Regions from separate parts of the Homo sapiens genome. Here region 2 is linked to region 1. Evidence: chromatin contacts called from ENCODE Hi-C or POLR2A ChIA-PET data. All regions are on one chromosome and are shown on one strand. The core of a region is the stretch at or near the end of the contact, and the rest is flanking DNA. Distances in the headings are between cores, read along the strand shown. Region 1 holds the start of DSCAS (DSC1/DSC2 antisense RNA). Region 2 has its middle 23 kb from the start of DSC1.

Region 1 (5,593 bases), core at 2,212-4,711:
ATGAAGAAGTATGTATATATGTACTCTTATATAATTGTTTTTCTCAATTGTAATAAATTGGCTTTCGAAATCTAAGTCATAACTAGGCCTCGTGGGCTCCAAATTTATATAACAATTTATTACGTTTTCTTCTATTATCTGTAGGGAAACATATTTTACATTTAAATCTTTCATCTCTGGAATTTTCTGTGGTGTTCTGAATGAAGCATAGATTCAATTTATCTTTACACCAATATATATATCCTCGATCATGTGATATCTATCATAAAATAGCTTTCTGTCTAGCCATATACAATGTTTATGGAGGGAAGAACAAAATCTAACAAAATTAGACACTTTTTTTTTTCTAACAGAGTCTTGCTCTGTTGTCCAGGCCGGAGTGCAGTGGTGCGATCTCGGTTCACTGAAACCTCCACCTCCCGGGTTCAAGTGATCCTCCCACCTCAGCCTCCCAAGTAGATGGGATTATAGGTATGCACCACCATGCCTGGCTAATTTTTGTATTTTTTGTAGAGAAGGGGTTTTGCCATGTTCCCCAGTCTGGTCTTGAACTCCTGAGCTCAAGTGATCCTCCCACCTCAGGCTCCCAAAGTGCTGGGATTTACAGGCATGAGCCACTGCACCTGGCCTAATTTACACTTTTATTTGTCAATCCCATTATTGGTAATCTGTCCTACTGATACACCTGCCCACATATGAAATGACATACATTCAAATTTATTCATTGTGACATTATTTGTAATAGCAGAAGTGACAGGTACAAGTGAATAGACCCCTGAGCTGTCTTTGAATGTAGAGTTCATGGAACTTCATGGATTAAGGAAGGGGAGCAGTGAGAAAGAAAAAACAAACAGCTTTCAGACTTCCTACTTGAGGAACAGGCATATGGTACTGACATATATTGAAATACAGGACACTAAAAGAAAAACAACATTGTTTGGGAAGATAATAAATGCTGTGTCACACATCACAGTCAGTAGAGTGATACAAAGGACTATTGTTCAATGAAGACATCTGAACTAGTAATATTAATTTAGTATATGTTGGCAACTGTGTGATATTTTAAGCTATAAAAGTGGATAAAATGCCCTAGGGAAAGAGTGTAGATTCCAAAGGACAAGACCTAGAACAGAAAACCAAGAGACACCAGCATTTAAGAGTGCAGGAAAAAGTAGTCAAACTCATAGAAGCAGAAAATAGAATGGTGGTTGCCAGGTGACGGAGGTTAGGGGAAACAGGGATTTGCTGTTTAATGGATATAAAAGTTTGGTTATGGAAACTGAAAGTTCTAGAGATCTGCTATATGACATTGTGCTTATAATTAACAATACGATACACTTAGAAATGTGTTAGGAGGGTAGATCTCATGTTATGTCATTTTTACCAAACCAAAAAAAGACAACAGAAAAAGAAGAAAAAGACAAGACGCTAGGTAGGGAGTCAGACCCTGAGTGGTCAGAAAGATTAAAAAAAAAGGCGGGGGGGAGTGAATGTCAAGAATAAGGGCAAAAGCTACAAGGTGGAACCATATAAAGAATGAGTCATTTGGATTTAGCACAGGAGAGCCAGTGATCTTAGAAGGTTTATTAGTGGTTAGCAGAAGACAGAGTTCAAGTGGCTAAGCCAGGTGTGGTCTGAAGAAACATTAAGAAGTGAGGAAAAGCTGATTTGTGGAATGGTGAAGGATTACTTGGGTATATGGGAAGGAAGGAAGGTAAAGGATCCTACCCTCCTACCAAAGATATTTCTCCCCCCTTTTTGAGACAGGATTTCGCTCTGTCACCAAGGCTGGGATGCAGTGGCATGACCAGGGCTCACTGCAGCCTGGACCTCCCAAGCTCAAGCAATCCTCCCACCTTAGCCTCTCTCCAGTGACTTGGACCACAGGCGCGCACCCCATGCCCAGCTACAATCATTCTTACTTAATAATTTCTTACACTTAGTATTTACGCATTTCTCACACTTGAGACTCACAACCACAACAGCCACGTGAGGTTGGCAGGGCTTTGCACAGATGTGCACAGAGCAAAAACCAGCAGAATGAGAGTGTAGGCAGGGCCAGCATACTTCCTACCCCACTCCCCGCCTATCAAACTCCGAAGCTAAGGAAGAACAAGGAATGGAAATTCAATTTCAGTGTATTCAGTGATACCCCACCTCCTCCTAAACAGAATCTGAGATAACACACAGAAAGCTCTCTCTGCAGGTATATGCAGAGCAATGCCACGCATTGCCAGCGTCTGTGCATGCCTTTTCCTTTAAAGAATGGCCGGTGGTTTTAAAAGAAATTGCAATTTTATTAGGAGTCTAATGAAAATTTATTTCTTACTCATCAACATATGTTCTGACCGTTATTTATTCCATTCTTGGTTTCCTCATCTGTAAAATGTTAACTGCTGTGTACTTGGCCCTTTCTATGTTATTAATATGCCCTGAGAATTCAGTTAAGGGTTTGAAGTCCATTGAGCTCCTCGAGAAAGACATTCTAATAACAGTAACAATTACCAATTCATGATTGTAAAATGTGGAACTCTACTGCGAAGTGAGAGCGGAAGAGAAGGGGAAATTATACGAATATTTCAGCCCCCAGTTCACTTCTCCCAGAAGGAATTAGCCTTCCGGGTTCCTCCCTTTGTCCTTCAAGATTGATTGGCGCCCAACGCCTTCTGCTTAAGACAAGGAGCACTTTTCCACACCTGTCGATTTTTTTCCTCTTCCAGGGAGCCAGGAAAAGTCCAATCGGACTTTTTATATCCCCAATTCCCCAGACGCTGCTCCCGGCATTGGCTTTTTGCGTCTTCAGGCTCCCCAACGAGATCCCATCGGTCAAGCCTGGGAAAGGGGCTGTCCCGCCCCAAATAAGGCCAACCACTTAGGCTCCCAGCTCTGGGAAGGGGTAGGGTCATTGCTGTAGTGCTCTTTAAAGAAAGAAAGAACCTGGGGCAAGGGGCGGTGGCGCGGGGGGCGGGTGGTGAGCAGAAAAATCGAGTCGCCTCTGGGGACAAGAAATCAGAAAGACCCTTCCTTCCTCCGAAGATTTAGGGAACTGAAGCCTCGCACGTTAAGAAACCACTGAAACTGTACAAATGCTCACCTAGGGCTCGCCGGTCGACAGTCCTCAGGAGCAAAGGGTCAAGATCCCCTCCCCCACCCGCCACTTCCCCCCGCCCTTCTCTCAGAGTAAACAATTCCCAGAAAGGCGAGCAGTTCCCTTTTTCACCCAAGGACACTCGCTCTCCGTCCCGGCCGCCCAGCGGTTCCCCTTTCCGTGGCCTGGGCAGGCGCTGAGGCACAGGGAGCCGCACGTTCCCGAGGCACAGGGAGCCGCACGTTCCCGAGGCACAGGGAGCCGCACGTTCCCGGGGAAGGTGCCAGAGGCCAGCTGGACGGCCCCGGCGCACTCCCGCCCCGGCGCACTCCCGCCCCGGCGCACTCCGACCCCGGCGCACTCCCGCCCCGGCGCACCCTGCTCCCCGGCGCGTACCCAGGGGCCACGATTTTGGCTGGGCGAAAGCGGCCCGCTCCCGCCTCTCCTTGAGTGCGCTGATTACATCTACCGGAGACACCTTCCCTTCCCTTGGGGATCCCAACTCTCAGGTCGCGATCCTCTTCCTATCTGCCCTCCCCCACCCCCGCCAACTCCATTTTCTAGCCACCCAGAGGCCCCTTCACCCCAGCTTTTCCCGCCACCCCCACCTATCCCCGTTCCCCTAGTTTTCCTCTGCACCCTAGGCGATCGCCCCCTTCCCCGGAGCGGTGGCCGCGGCTACACTCACCGCGAGGGTCAGCAGGAGCAGCCGGCAGAGGGCTCCGTTCCAGGAGCCGGAGGGGCGGGCTGCCTCCATGGAGAGGGCTCGGGGCAGGTCGCGGGCCGAGCGTCGGGCCGGGGTAGGAGGGCTCCGCGGGGCGAGGGCCGCGGCCGGAGCGCAGTCTGGGCCCGCTGCTCAGGAGGAGCGCGAGGCGGAGGAGGTGGGGCGCGCGGAGAGGTGCTTTTCTTAGCTTCTCTGAAGCGCCTGCCTCTCATCCAAGGGGCTTTTCCTTTGGCGGAGGGAGGGGCTCCAGACGCGTCCAAAAGACACCGATCGGCCCCTCCTTGTTGTCTATTTAAGACTTAAGACTTCATTTCTCTAAGAAAGCCACGGGTGGGAACTCCCTCTCGCCGCCACCCTTTTACCTGCGCAAGGTGTTTCTCACCAGCGGACGCCACCTATAAGGCCCATCTCCCCCACCACGCCCCGGTGTCCGCTCCGCCAGGCGAGATTAACAGCCGGCCCTGCCCAGCAGAAGCCCTGACTGCACAAAGACTCACTCCTGAGTGCGCGGTCGGCCCCGGCTCCGCCCTGCCCGCTGCCCTCGGCGACGGCCGTGGTCCCTGCCCTGGGGTCAATTACAGAGCGAGGTCTGAGCCGCAGAGGCTGGGTTTTAGGTCACAGCTGCCTGAGGCCCACCTGACAGAAAGTTGACTCCAGGGAGACTGTTACACACTCTACTGGAGTGAATTTCCTACACACACCCACAAGCAGTTCAGACATCATAGTCATCTGAGGCACCATTCTTTGGGGTCTTGTGTTTTTAGGAATTTACTGGCATGACAATGATACAAGACAATCGCCATAATTTAGAGACAAAAATACATATATACATACATACGTACGTAAAGTTAGGGAATCAAGGCGACTGCAAAATAATAAAATCGAGGGTGAGTTACTATAAGAAATGCATCCATTGAGGTCCTAGTCGTGGGCTACATGTGGTTACTGATTTTCTCCAAGAACATCCCTGGTCACAAATAGAGTTATAACTTATTTCCTATACCGGACTCCTGAACATCCAGTGGAGAGTTCTCACCTTCTTTACTACCATCAAAACCAGAGTTCATGGTGAGAAATGAATAAGAATGGGATAATTTACATTTTTATTTGAAGTGCACTTAAACTAAATGAATTATTGCAGCACACAATCTGGAAGATTAAGATATAAATGCTGTTTCTTTTAGCTCTTCAGAAAGCAATGACAAGGCATCTGACTCATCCTCCTGCACCTCTTTTCAATTACTGACTTAAACCAGGTAAGCCTGACCACAAAAGAGAAACTTGTCTGCTCCCTTTTATTTGGTTTAAGTTTCCTCAGGGATGTCCTGAGAATCCTATGTGAAAAGCCAACCCTGACACTCACACCATTTCGATTCTTGAAAATGTTCACCATCTTAACACCATTGTATGCCGAGCCAGAATTACTGCAATACTGAGTGTATATTTAAATTAAAAATTAATGTCAAACAGCGCATGCCTTACATTCTCTGTGTCTGTGCTATGCTCATGCCCTATTTTATTAACGAATGCCACTAATGAGCTGTTCTGTCTCCATATCCATAAAATTATCATTGACCCTTTGCTAGTAAAATAAGCCTGAGTCATCAGCATGAGACTATAATTGACATCCTTCCGTTTCCATATTTTTTAACACTCATAGTTTTCCATCAATGATACCATAAGCACACCTCATCCTATTAAAGATGACATCATGGTCTCTAGCATGAAGCTTTTCAGAGGACAAAAAGAAAGCTATAAGCGTTTCAGGTTCTGGAGATCTA
Region 2 (5,593 bases), core at 1,569-4,068, 84 kb after region 1:
CTGCTTTTGCCTTCTGCCTTGATTAGGAGCTTCCTGGTACCTGCGGATGTTGGTACCATGCTTTTCATACAGCCTGCAGAGCTGTGAGCCTAAATGAACCTCTTTCCTTTATAAATTACCCAGACTCAGGCATTCCTTTATAGCAATGCAAATGAACTAATACATCAAGTATCAAATCTAACAGAAATCAAACAGTTTAACACAGTGATGCAAATTAATGGTGACCATGTACAAAAAGAAAAGACTTTTTAAATTTTTCTAATGTTGGCTGTAGTTTTTAGTTTTATTTATTTATATATTTTAACTTTTCTTTTAGATTCAAGAGGTACATGTGCAGGTTTGTTACCTGGGTATATTGCATGATGCTGAGGTTTGAGGTACAAATATTCCCATCTCCCAGATACTGAGTATAGCACCCAATGGTTAGTTTTTCAACCCTTGCCCCTCTTCCTTCCTACCCCTCTACTAGTTCTCGGTTTCTGTTGTTGCCATCTTTATGTCCATGACTACCCAAAGTTTAGCTCCCACTTATATGTGGGAACATGTGGTATTTGGTGTATTTGGTTTTCTGTTCCTGCATTCATTCACTTAGGATAATGGCTTCCAGCTGCATCCTTGTTGCTCCAAAGAACACGATTCCACTCTTTTTTATGGCTGTATAGTATTCCATGGTGTATATGTACCATATTTGCTTTATCTAATCCACTTTTGATGGGCACCTAGGTTAATTCCATATATTTGCTATTATGAATAGTGCTGCAGTGAACATGTGAGTACATATGTCTTTTTGGTAGAATTTTTTTTTTCCTTTGGATATATACCCAGTAATGTGATTTTGGGGACAAATGGTAGTTGTGGAGCTCTCGCTTTTGCTCAGCTTCCCACTATGCAGCTTCATGGATATGTTTTCTACATTAAGAATAATAATAGCAGCAATTTCTTACAGAATCATGATTATATTCTAGGCCCTATTCTAAACACTTTAGAGATATTAATTTATTTAATTATCACATACACTCTATGTGATAAGAATATATGTGATACCACATATACTCTATGTGGGTAAGAATTATTATTTTCCATTTGAATAGAGGTTATGCTGAGAGAAGATATGTGATACCACATATACTCTATGTGGGTAAGAATTATTTTCCATTTGAATAGAGGTTATGCTGAGAGATGGAGGAGCTAATCTTGCCAAATTGTCACACTGCTAAAAAGTAGCAAAGCAAAGATTCACACCCTGGTGGCCAGGTTTCAGAGTTCTTCTAAATCAGGGTCATGTTGACTAGCTCATCTAGGTAACAATAGGTATGTTGATCTGATGAAGCAAGGTGAAGAGAGGCCGAGGGTGGGGGCAGATACTAAAGGGGCCTCCAGAACACATGCTAAATTCCTAGACTAGGAAAACAGTACAAAGTATGTTCTGAGATACAGGAAAGAAGCCGAGGATGAATGGAGATGCCAAAGTAGGTGTAGGTAAGCAATAAAAGGAGAGTGGCTTTGAGATAGTCCAGTTCTTGATTTCAATTTTTGCTCAGAATAAGCAAGAACAGCAAATCAAAGAAGGAAGATAAGACCAGAGGCCAGCAGCAAACGATGTCTTTGCAATAAACATAGTTTGGAAAACAGCAGAGTTACTTTAGCTAATCTTCTCTTTTAAGGTAATTATGTCCAATTTCAGTCCAACTGAAGGGAAGAGATAATAAATTCTGTTTTGAAGTTTACTAGTCAGGTTCAATACAAACCCAAGGGTCAAAAGGTAAGAGAGTAGATGATGTTACGGACTGTAGCACTAGATCTGACAAATACCATCATCATTATTATAATCACTATTGTAATTGTAATAGCAATCATTTATTGACTTGTTTCTATGCATCAGATCCACTGTTAAATGTTTTACATACATTATCTCAAATCATGCTCATAACAACCCCATAAAGTTGGTGCTGTTATTATCCCATTTTATAGACAAGAAAACAGACCTAGAGAGTTAAACTTCCCCAAGGTCAGAGAGTCAGGAAGGGGTAAGATAGGATTTGAACCTGCTTGATGCCAGCCAGGATAGGATAGGATAAACTGAATGGGATAAAACGTAGGAATAAAAGATTAAGAGTTAGAAAGCAATTAAAGTAAAAGAGCGAGATGACTGAATTACACAAGATTAGCCATGGTCAGAGAACAGAACATTTGAGTTTACTATATATTACGCTTCAAATAGTTTTCGGTAACAAGTGTCAAGGTTCATCATGTGAGCAGTAAGTCCATTTGGAGCCCATATACGTGCAACACAGAGCACAATTTTGAATATGGATATATGATTCTTCTTTTTATCTTCTGGCCAGAGAGATCTGGGAGACATTTCCCAAGACTCCTCAGAAGTTCACATGGAGTTAAGCATCAGTCACTGTAGTGGTGACCAACTCAGCAACACAGCTGTGTGTTGTCTTTTCCTTCTCACATGTTTCTCTCCTCTGCCCTTTCCTCCTGCTTTCTGGGACCGCTTCCCAAATAAACCTACATGCAAGGCTCTACCTTGTCTCAAGCTCTGCTTGCGGGAGAACCTAGACTAAGAAAATGGGAAATACCCTGGAAAACAGACTTTTATGATGAAATGCTTCTTTCTGGAAATAAGCAGCTGAAAGAGAGAGAGAGAGAGAGACCAAGGAATTGGCTCCTTCATTTGTGCGAACTGGTGAGGCTGAAAATTCAATAAGAGTTGATGTTATAGCCTTGTAGTTGTTGTTGTACTGTTGAATCTGAATTCCCCAGGGCAGCATGCCAGAAACTCAGGCAGAATTTATATGAGAATTCCTTCTATTTACTAAGGGAAGTGCAGTCTTTGTCCTTAAGGCCTTGAACTCATCGGATGAGGCCCACTCACATTATGGTGAGTAATTTCTTTACTCAAAGTTTACTGACTAATACCATCTAAAAAATACCTTTAGAGTAACATCTAGACTGGTGTTTGACCTGTCACCACAGCTGACACCATAGCCTAGCCAAGTTAACACATCAGATTAACCAACACAGGTCTCAAGCCAGACTTATGGAGAAATGCAATCCCTGTACTGGAAAGAACTAGCTTAAACACAAAGAGATTACAAGTGTTAGTCCATTTGTACTGGCAGGAATTATTGGATCACATGTGGGCATTGGCGTTGGACTAGCGAGCTTAGAATATAAAACTGGGTAAGGGAGAATTTCTTTTTATGAGCTCACTCTAGTGTAACTCAAAATTGAATGTCTCAGCAAGAACACTTGGAGCCAGTCCTAATACACTGATGAGAGTGTTTCTCAAAATTTAGACATGGAAATTGTCTACAGTAAGTGAATTGGAGATGTTGGGGGATCTGAGATGTTCCAAGAAGGTTTGGGAAGTGGGAATATTTAAATGATTTATTATGTGACATGGTAGAACCCATGATCTGATTATGTTCCTTGAGAGGGCCTAGAGAGCACTATTTAAACTAAGGAAATGAAGAGTGCCCTGGTGCAGGGACACTGCATCTTTGAGGAGACTGAGTGGTTGTCATCTATAGGCTGGAGTGGACAGTGCCACTCTCTCTACTGACAATGGGGATAATGAGATTCTAGAATGGCAAAGGCCATACATGTTTGGCATAGTCGTTATAATGAGTATCAAGGCTACAGTAGTCATTAAGGTGTCTGGACCTATCTGTATCTGTGGTGATGGTTAACAAATTATGGTGTTCTGAGGGTTGAGATGGATGATCACCCATCAGAGTATGACTTTATCAAGAAGTGGTGAGCAGAGGGCGTATAGTCACCACAGTTCTTCATCCAGTTCCCAGATGTCAGGGAGCTTACAGACCCAGAGGCCATCAATTGAAGGGTAAATTGGGTCTCCTTGAGGAAAGACCCTGTAATGTAACTCAGACCTTCCATCATGATTTGGCCTCATAAAATCCACCAGGACAAAGGGCCAAGTGGAATAAGAAAAATGTATTAGATGATAGAAACTATACATATGGGATTAAGCCCAAGAAGTTCCACAAGGTTATCTGGTCAGATAACCCAGACACCCATGACACTTATTTCTTCTGTATTCACGTCTCTTCTTTAACTAACATATATAACCTCATAGGGATTAATTCTGATCAACTGATCAACAAGTAGGGGGAAAAACACCTTCCCACGGCTCATTAATGAGTTGGTTCACCATGTTGAGGTAGCTGTAAGTGGACTGCTGCCATATTATTGCCCCACTTAAGGGCAGCCCTTGATATAGTGGAAAAGGGAAATTCTCCCAATGGGTAAAGCCAAGAGCAGTAAACTGGTTTGCCACTTTGTATGGTGAAAGAAGTGGGCCGAATCACAGATATTTATGAACTCCTGGATAGTGATGAATGGCTAGGCTGGTTGGTCAGGGTCCTGAAAGAAACGAGATTAGAAGATTTGGGAAATCAGAGATGAAGAGGGGTGGTGGTGGTAATAGCAGTGGTGAAAACAATGACATTTAAACCCATCTGCTAATACTAGTTCCATCACATCAGCTAAACAGTGATAAACAGTCAGCCTTTCACCTTTCTTCCCCCTTTCCCTATTGTCTATAAGCTTTCTCCATCTGGAAAGCAGTATTGCTTATACAACCTTAAAGAGTCAAAGAGGACATTTAATTCTGTAGGGTTGTGTTGTAGTCAGTAAAGGGCCAATAAATGAGTTTTCTGATCTAAGAAGCACACTTTGAATCCCTCCATCCTCTGCTGCAGAACACAGTAGTTTACTTGGTAGTTTCTAAGTCTGTTAATATTTGCATGAATAGTTGGTGGGCTTAAAATATTTAATTATCCAATTCAGGCACAAGCTGTGACATTCAATTTATTACTTTGTATTTATCAGAAAATGTTTGCAATTTTCTTCCTATAGATTCTGCAAGTATTTTATTTGGGTTATTCCTAATTTTATTGTATATTATTGTTGTTGTTGCCAATAAGATCTCTTTCAGCAAGTTTACTACATTTATTTATTTGGATTGTGCCCTGAATAAGGAAGGTACATGGGGAGTGGTGAGTAAGAGATGAAATCCGGCTATGGTCCTCTCACACCGAGCTGTGTGTCCTAACATGAAGCTGTGTCTACAGATGAAAGTGCTTCTCTTTCTATTTCCCACAGAGGCACTTCCTGGATACAGTGTTCTCTGTGTGTGTGTGGGCAGGGGTCTTGGTGGTGTTTTAATCTGGTAATGTTTGTATTTTAAAATATGTTGATTTATATGTATTTCTCTTCCTTTTCATCTATTTTAACAATATTTTAAATTATTCTTCCTCCACTAAAACCTAGCACACTTGCTTGGGGCAAAGGTCCACTTGGAGACCGAAATATTAGCTAGCGCTGCTTAGTTTCTAAGTATCAACATTTTGATCCATCCAGACCTTGTACTTATGCTTAACAATATCTTAAGGGTTATATGCAAAACCTTATAAAGAAGGCAAAATGATTTATTAGGAATGACTAAACTTGCATCCTGTAATTGGAACTGTAGTCATGAAGGGTGGTGGTGGTGGTAATAGCAGTGGTAAATACAAACAAAAATATTTTATATAAATATTTCTATGAAATAAATTATAAA

Evidence for each region. A loop is a pair of places that touch in the nucleus more often than their neighbours do. ChIA-PET counts read pairs that join two places held with the same protein, here RNA polymerase II (POLR2A). Pooled maps may share reads with other maps.
Region 2: a map of PC-3 shows a loop between it and region 1 (4-fold over the local background). The contact joins the enhancer-like site here to the promoter of DSCAS in region 1. A Hi-C loop is called at or near these places in 5 of 168 maps with a recorded cell type or tissue (K562, PC-3, PC-9 and 2 more) and 1 of 50 pooled maps. POLR2A ChIA-PET finds 5 or more read pairs at or near these places in 6 of 52 experiments (A549, HEK293, HEK293T and 3 more).

What each region holds. Positions count from the first base shown.
Region 1 is chr18:31,098,127-31,103,719 of GRCh38, forward strand. It overlaps DSCAS (DSC1/DSC2 antisense RNA), which reads left to right and starts at 3,462. Exons shown (of 4, transcript NR_110785.1): 1 at 3,462-3,597; 2 at 4,997-5,068. DSC2 (desmocollin 2) reads right to left here and starts at 4,295. Exons shown (of 16, transcript NM_024422.6): 1 at 3,777-4,295. The coding sequence starts at 3,845.
Region 2 is chr18:31,182,878-31,188,470 of GRCh38, forward strand. No RefSeq gene overlaps it. Among named protein-coding and RNA genes, the nearest start is that of DSC1, 23 kb to the left of the region's middle. Within about 2 kb of position 2,819, at least 2 of the 41 ENCODE cell types and tissues checked have a DNase peak (open chromatin) inside an H3K27ac peak, as active enhancers do; they include PC-3, where a contact is called at or near this core.